Regions from separate parts of the Homo sapiens genome. Here region 2 is linked to region 1. The links are chromatin contacts, found by Hi-C or POLR2A ChIA-PET in ENCODE. All regions are on one chromosome and are shown on one strand. Each heading gives the region's core, a stretch centred on a gene start or an enhancer-like site at or near the end of the contact. The rest is flanking DNA. Distances are from core to core; before and after follow the strand shown.

Region 1 (3,897 bases), core at 428-2,927:
GACAAGTAGCAAACACCAAAGCTGCAATGAGATCTGGAGGCTGCTTGGTTAATTAGACAAAATCAGCTATATATTACTTATATTTGCATAAATACAATTCATACAATTCAAATTTGTGCATCAGGAGAATTTCCATGACATGTCATGGAATGTCAGGTTTGTGTATAAATAATTACAAATTAAATGACATAGTTCTGTGGTATATGTCAGTTGAATGGAGGCACTATGTAATTACAAATTAAATTACATAGGTCTGTGGTATATGTCAGTTGAATGGAGGCACTAAGAAGCAATTCTGAATGAAGTAAAAATGGAAATTGAAACTGAGAACCCACATTTTCCCTATTGGCTCTCAGCGCTACTTTTTCCCTTCAAAGCAGAATGCCAGAGCTAGCTCATACCGGCTCTCAAGAGGTCAAGTGCCATATTTTCAGGAATTTTGTAAGTCAGTTGTTAAACGTACAATCATAATTAAAAATTAAGTAACAAATTTACAACTAAGTATTTTACAGACAAAATACTCAAAACTCATCAGTTTCTAATTATTTTCTGAATTTTACTATTATCTATGCTTTTACGTATCTGCATGAGGAAATGCTATATAATGGTGTACTACTGTGCAACTCTTTCCAATCCACATTCAGTGGCACATTAGTTGACTGAATAGGCCACAATGTGAGTATTTATACCCTGGAAATCAGTAAATGCAAAATATCATGACTCTCTCCTGCCCTCTTCCAGCCTGAGAATCAGTTACTAACATTAACCAGAACACTGCCTCAAAATTACGGGTCAGCCAATTACTTCTTGTTGGCTTTACTTACCAATATTTAAAAAATCCAATTAATAAGGTACCAAAAGAGGAGAAAATGGTATGTTAAAAAAAAGTTGGCAACCTTAGCATCTTTTGAAGCCATCTATGTTCTCCCAACAATTCCTTCAAATATAAAATGTTCTTCAAATATCGACACTCATGTGGATATCCTTTTTGTCTAACAGATAAATTGCGGTGAGATTAATCTTGCTTTTAAGATGCATATTCAAAATTGTCATTATACACCATCAAAACATGATGAAATATATGACAGCATAAGGAAAGAAATGCTATTTTTTCATTACCAATGAAACATTTAATTGAATAAAAGTAAAAGAAAATAGAAGTAATAACTACTAATGTCTGTGGCTGGAATGGGGTATGTAGGAAACTAGTATATGCCACCCCAAAATACGCCACTATGGCATAAGGATTATTTTCAGTTGAAGGCAATTGGGAAGAAGTAGATATAAGAAAACTCTCTGCCATCCCCTATTTGATGAAGTCAGACCCTTCCCAGCCTGGAGACAGCAAAGAAATGCACACAACAAACTACCAACTATTCTTTATCTACCATTTATTTGCCTTCCCACAAGTTGATATCCCTAGAGTCCGTTTCCTTTATGTCATCATTTCTCTAAAAATGTACTGTTCTTTGCGGAGAATGCTATACAGTGGTCCCCCTTCTCTGCAGTTTTGCTTTCCTTCGTTTTAGTTACCTGTGCTCAAACTTGGCCTAAAAATATTGAATGAAAAATACCAGAAACAACAATTCAAAAGTCTTAAATTGTGTATTGTTCAGAGTAACATGATGAAATCTCACACTGCCCCACACCACTGTGACTCATCCCTGTGTCCAGTGTACATATGCTGCAAAAGCCACCTGCCTGTTAGTCACTGAGCAGAGTCTCGGTTATCAGAGCAACTGTGGAGGTTTCCCAGTCCCTGTGTTCAAGTAACCCTTATTTTACTTAATAGTGGTCCCAAAGCACAAGAGTAGTGACACTGGCATATTGTTATAATTATTCTATCTTATTATTGGTTATTGTTGTTAATCTCTTACTGTGCCTAATTTATAAATTAAATGTTATCACAGGTATGAATATACACAGGAAAAAAACATAGTATATATAGCATTCCATACTATCTGCAGTTTCAGGCATTTCTGGGGGGTCTTAGAATGTATTCCCCCGAAGATATGGGGGGACTACCATACAAAATGGAGTTCTAAGCCACCTCTTTGAGAATTAGTTATCTTTCCCTGGTTGTTTCCCACGCACATATGAGGTAGACATGTTAATAAACTTGTTTGTTTTTCTCTTGTTAATTTGTCTTTTGTAACACTGGTCTGTCCTAGTTAAGAACTCAGCAGGTAGAGGAAAAATAATGTTTTTCTCATCTACAGGTGAGAGTACTAGTAGAGGAAGTGAAAGGAGATGGAGATCGGGTCACAAGGGCCTTGGAAGCAAGGTTAAACACACTGGTTTGTCTGTTATTATTTTAATGTCATTTTAGACTTGAAGAAAAACTGCATAAATAGTTCAAAGAATTCACAGATATCCTTCATTCAGATTCTTGAAAAATTACCATTTTACTTAATTTCTCTCTTTCTCCCCTTCCCTTTTCCCCTAAAAGCTTCAGTGTTTTTCAAAAAAAGGAATTCTCTTACTACTCACAGTACAATGCTCAAAATCAGAGAACTAACGTTCAAACAATACAATTATTTTATCTACAGACCTTGTGTTTTTTCCAAATCCCAATAATATCCTCCATAGCAAAGGAAAATACAAGTTCATGTACTATATTCAGTAGTCACTTCAACCTCTACTTTTTGGAACAGTTCCTACGTCATTTTTAATTTCATTTCATCTCCTTTTTCTAAGAGTTTAGGCCAATTATTTCATAGAAAGTCCTCCAATTAGGATTTATCTGATGTTTTCTAATAATCAGATTCATATTATATACTTTTGGGAGGAAAAAGTACAAAAATGAGCTGAATTTTTCTCAGTGCTTCCTATCAGGAGGTGTATGCTATTCATCTGTCCATCACTGGCAAAGTTAATGCTGATCATTTAGTTACGGTAGGGTCCATTGTAAAGCTAATATTTTAGCACTCGAAATTAAGAAATATCTTTTAAGGATAAAATTTAAGAGTACGCAAAAATCCTTTCACTTCTAAAACTTTCATCTACTATCTTTAGTATCCAGTGATGAATTTTACTTGAATCAATTATTACTACGATAGTTCATAAATTGTGATTTTCTTTGACTTTTGACTATAAGTAAGAGTTTTTCCTCTTCTCTATTTGTTTGATTGTACTTACTTAATTGCTTATTTTCTTTGATCTCTTCTTTACTTTTTCAAGGCTAACTGAAATGTTTTAGGCTCATTTTGTTTCTTTCTCTGCCCTCGTCCTGGAATCAAGGAGGCCTGAATCCTTACAACGGAAAATTGTATTTAGAAACCTTGCATCAATCAATAAATTAAAGAACATAAATTTTAATGGACTTCTTTCACTTTACTCAGATATTATTTAAATACAAGAGCAGGTTTTTAGTCACAGAAAGAGAAGGCTATGTCTCTTTTTATTAAAACAACTATTATTCACAGCAGATAAGCTGAAAGCACAGCTTTACAAAGAGACTACATGGGTTCAGATCTAGACTCCTCTACCTACTAGACAGACATATAGAACTTGGGAAAATATTTCAACCAGTCTGTGTTTCAGTTTACAGTATGTAAAGCAGGGACACTAATAGTATTTATTTTTATCATAAGGATTAAATAAGTAGATGCAGATAAATGCATACAACAGTACTAATAGAAAGCAGTCAATAAATGTTAGCTACTATTATATCTGGAACTTGGAAATTTTTAAAATATATCATTTAATATTTAATAGTCTACTTTTCCATTACTCCTTACTTGCATTACTAAATTCACTTCTAAATGAAAGTGAAACATTCGATTATAGTTTGATTCTAAAAATTTCTTACATATCATTTCTTATAATATCAATAACCAGTAATATGGGAGAATGTGAGTGTATAAATCTGTATAAAACAATGGTGCTGTGGAAATA
Region 2 (4,430 bases), core at 409-2,908, 38 kb after region 1:
TGTTGGCCTGGCTAGTCTTGAACTCCTGACCTCTGGTGATCCGCCTGCCTCAGCCTCCCAAAGTGCTGGGATTACAGGCGTGAGCCACCACATCCAGCCAACATTTTTCTGAGGAAAGCTAATTTGAGAATTTAGAGAAAAGTTATAAAGGATCTTTGATGGAGTACAGGCACACTGGATGGTGAAAAGCAGCTCTACTGCTAAATCCCAGGCTGACGTCAGAATTCACTAAACTCATTTCATGTCTCAGAATTTCCTCAGTCTAATCACAATAATTTACAAAACAAGGCTGTTACCAAAAAAACTAGAAAACAGAAATGGGAGGGTCATGAAACAAACTTGTTTTTACACAAATTTTAAAATAAATGAGCTTTAGAATAAATAATTCTTATTTTTAATTTTATTTATCTGTTTTTTTTTTTTTTTTTTTTTTTTTTTTTTTTTTTTTTTTTGAGAACTGGTTCTTGCTATATTGCCCAGGCAGGTCTTGAACTCCTGGGTTCAAGCTATCCTCCTGCCTCTGCCTCCCTAAGTGCTGGGATTACAGGTGTGAGCCACTATATCCTGCCTAAAATAAATAATTTTTAAAAATAAATGGGTATGAGTTCAGCAAAGAGAATTTGAGAAAATGAAACCTGGACAGACCATCATAAGAAAAGAAATGGTATTTTAATGGGTATATAACTAGATATATCCTGAGGTATTATTTTAAAGAATATTCTTTATAGCTGAAAGGAAATTCTCTATATTCTAAGGCTATTATAGTATCTCTCCCTTTTAACAGTCATTACACAGTAATTTATATTATTATTACCTATTGAAATGTCACTACAAAAGGAGAAAACATAATTTACTCAACTTCATATTCTCCCAAGCCAACACTCTGCCTTTTATAGTAATGCTCCCTAAATATGGTTGTTTATTTATATGCTGACTGCCCTCACAATCAAATTCTAGAGAACATTCAGGGAGCACTGAAGGAGAACATGAGAACATAAACTAAAATCAAGAAGGAAAACAAAACAAACAAGCAAATAAAAGACCCAGCTAGGGAGATGGACTGGAAAAGAAAACTAAATAAAAATCTAAGACTGGAAAGACCTCTATATTTTCCATGTATTGGTTACAAATTTTGGCTCAAAGATACAGAAGAGAAAACCTGATCAATCACATCATTCACAATGCCTTTAGCATGAAAAAATATATATATTTAAGGAAGTAGTTCTATTCCTCATATTATACTAGTCCCCCCTTATCTGTGAGAGGTAAGTTCTAAGACCCCACTGGATGCCTGAAACCACGGATAGTACCAAAGCCCGTAAACACTGTATTTTTTACTATAATACATACCTGTGATAAAGTTTAAGTAATAAATTAGGCACAGTAAGAGACTGGCAACAATAATAATAAAGTAAAAAAATTGTAATAATATACTATTCACAATTTCACAAATACAAGATTCCTTCTTATTATAGATCTCAAAAACCTCAGCACACAGTTTTTGGTCTTTCCTTATTAAGTCAAGAACTTTTACCTTTTCACTTAAAGGAAGGACTTCTCTCTGGCATACACAAGTGGCCAACCCCATAACTTTTGCACTTTGGGGCCATTATTAAGGAAAATAGAGTTTCTTGAAAACAAGCAGCTTGATACCAGGACAATAGGTCTCATAACTGAGGCTGCTACTAAGTGACTATTGGGCAGGTGGCCCATAAATCATGGATACACTGGACAAAGGAATAATTCACATCCCGGGAGGGATGGAGCTGAATGGTGTCAGATTTCAAACTTATGAATTGTTTGTTTCTGTAATTTTCCACTTAATATTTTCAGACCACAGATGACCAAAACCATGAAAAGCAAAACCATGAATAAGGAGGGATTACTGCATAATATAAACAATTCCTTCCAAAGATCCCAATAAAAGAATATAACAAACAATGTAATATCCTTCTAATAGAAAATGTGTTTCTTACATGTTTCTTATAACCTCCCTCAAATTAAGTTGAAAATGCTAAAACAATAAATAAATTCTACAAGGGTATCGTTTTTTCCAGACACCTAGTCTGTTCAATAGTTTGACAAATGAATAATTTGTAATAATCTCAAAATCTCAAAAAATAAACTGTACTTTTCAATACTTCCTCAACACATTTTTTTCCTGAGATTTTGATAAATGTTGTGTGCTTAGAATTAACCTATACTACTTGTTAAATAATCTATGTTACCTGTTAAATAAACCTCCCCTTTTTTTTTTTGAGATAGGGTCTTACTCTGTCATTCAGGCTGGAGTGCAGTGGCGCAATCATGGTTCACTGCTATCTCAACCTCCTGAGCTCAGGTGATTCTCCCACCTCAGCCTCCTGAGTAGCTATGACTACAGGTGCCTGCCACCACACTCAGCTGATTTTTGTATTTTTTGTAGAGATAGGAATTTCGCCATGTTGTACAGGCTGGTCTTGAACTCCTGGGCTCAACTGATCTGCCCATGATGGCCTCCCAGAGTGCTGGGAATACAGGCATGAGCCACTGTGCCCGGCCAGAAACCTCTATTCTTTAACAAACTGAAGACTGATAAAAATTGAGAAACCTAATAATGACACATCTTTGAATAGCCATTCCACCTGTGCTCAGAGATGAGTACATAGCCTTTTGTTATTGCTGTTGAGACAGAGTTTTTGCTCTTGTTGCCCAGGCTGGAGTGGTGCAATGGCACAATCTCGGCTCACTGCAACCTCTGCCTCCTGGTTTCAAGTGATTCTCCTGCCTCAGCTTCCTGAGTAGCTGGGATTACAGGCACCCACCACCACACCCGGCTAATTTTTTTTGTATTTTTAGTAGAGATGGGGTTTCACCATGTTGGCCAGGCTGGTCTCGAACTCCTGGCCTCAGGTGATCTGCTCATCTCGGCCTCCCAAAGTGCTGGGATTACAGGCGTGAGCCAACTCTCCTGGCTGAGTACATGGTTTTTTAATGGAGGTGTTTATAATATTCCTATTACTCAGGGTGTATCAATGTATATTTTGCTCCTAAGAATTAGTATGAGGTATTTTATTGCTAATAGTTATTAGGACAACTAAACAGAACCAATAGCTCATTTCTTGAACAGTTGTTAAGGATATAATTATTCAACCAGTCTTCATGCTGGGTAAATAATATGCTGTTGAAAATGCCAGTAACTTTTTACACAAATCCTGATGTTTACTGCTTTATTTCCTCTAAGAAATGTTCTGACAAGATAAATAAAACTGGCTTGAATTTACCAACCCAAAATCAGTACTACAGAAAAAGACTATGTCATATTTGCTAATCTGAAATGAACAAGCATTGCTTCTTAAATAAGGTTTATTCACTCACAAATATTTATCGACTTCCTAGTATATGTGCCAGGCAATGTTCGAAGGGTCCTGAATACAAAGGTAAATAAAACAAATATGATTCCTGTGCTCATGAAACACAGGACATTTTAGCACAGAAGACCAGTGGTAAATAAGTTGATTTTAAAATTAAAATTATTTAAAGATAGTATTATGAAGAAAGTAAAATAGGGTAGCTGAAAGAGAATGCCTGGGGTGGGAAGAAGGTTGTCAGGAAAGGTCTTTCTGAAGAAGCGACACTGGTGCCAAAGGATGACACTGACTAATGAGGAAAAGTTACAATCCAAAGAGACAAGGAAAGAGGGTTGCAGGCAGTGAGATCAGAGCTGTGCAAAGACCTCAAAGTGAGATTGATTCTGGGGTGTACAGGAATGAAAATGAGGCTGATAAAGCTGGGGCATTTTGTATAAGAGGAAAAATGGTACAAGATAAGGTTGGAGGGATAGAGGAACTAAAGCATGAATCTGACATTGTAGGTAATACTGAATGGATAAGGTAGCAAAGAAAATAGTGTAGTTTTGGTGATTGACTTCAACAACTGAATCTAAAAATATTATGTATGTGTTCACTACTTTCAACAAGTAGTGGTATTTCTTGAAACTATACAATGCTTCCATCATTTACATAAATGTTTGCCAAAGAGGATGCAGCATGAAGCTGGGTGTCAGAAGGTGTAGATTCTACTTCTCACTCTCAGGGAGTACTGACTACTTGTCAAATTTTTCCAGTTCTAGGCCAGGTATGGTGGCTCATGCCTTTAATCCCAGCACTTTGGGAGGTTGAGGTGGGTAGATCACCTGAGGTCAGGCGTTGAGACCAGCCTGGCCAACATGGTGAAACCCCATGTCTACTAAAAATATAACAATTAGCTGAGTGTGGTGGCACATGCCTATAGTCCCAGCCACTTGGGAGGCTGAGGCATAAGAATAGCTTGAACCTGGGAGGTGGAGGTTGCAGTGAGCCAAGATGGTACCATGGCACTCCAGCCTGAGCAACAACAGAGCCAGACTTGGTCTCAAACAAACAACGACAAAAAATTTCTGGTTCTGCAGA

Evidence for each region. Hi-C counts contacts between places; a loop is a spot of excess contacts on that map. ChIA-PET counts read pairs that join two places held with the same protein, here RNA polymerase II (POLR2A). Pooled maps may share reads with other maps.
Region 2: a loop to region 1 is called in a map of endothelial cell of umbilical vein, with 2.2 times the contacts of the local background. The contact joins two enhancer-like sites. A Hi-C loop is called at or near these places in 2 of 168 maps with a recorded cell type or tissue (endothelial cell of hepatic sinusoid and endothelial cell of umbilical vein) and 3 of 50 pooled maps. POLR2A ChIA-PET finds 5 or more read pairs at or near these places in 2 of 52 experiments (A549 and HEK293).

The regions. Positions count from the first base shown.
Region 1 is chr4:84,812,899-84,816,795 of GRCh38, forward strand. The region is part of intron 13 of WDFY3 (WD repeat and FYVE domain containing 3); the gene reads right to left. Among named protein-coding and RNA genes, the nearest start is that of WDFY3-AS1, 18 kb to the left of the region's middle. Within about 2 kb of position 1,678, at least 5 of the 41 ENCODE cell types and tissues checked have a DNase peak (open chromatin) inside an H3K27ac peak, as active enhancers do; they include endothelial cell of umbilical vein, where a contact is called at or near this core.
Region 2 is chr4:84,850,518-84,854,947 of GRCh38, forward strand. All of the region lies in intron 4 of WDFY3 (WD repeat and FYVE domain containing 3), which reads right to left. Among named protein-coding and RNA genes, the nearest start is that of WDFY3-AS1, 56 kb to the left of the region's middle. Within about 2 kb of position 1,659, at least 2 of the 41 ENCODE cell types and tissues checked have a DNase peak (open chromatin) inside an H3K27ac peak, as active enhancers do; they include endothelial cell of umbilical vein, where a contact is called at or near this core.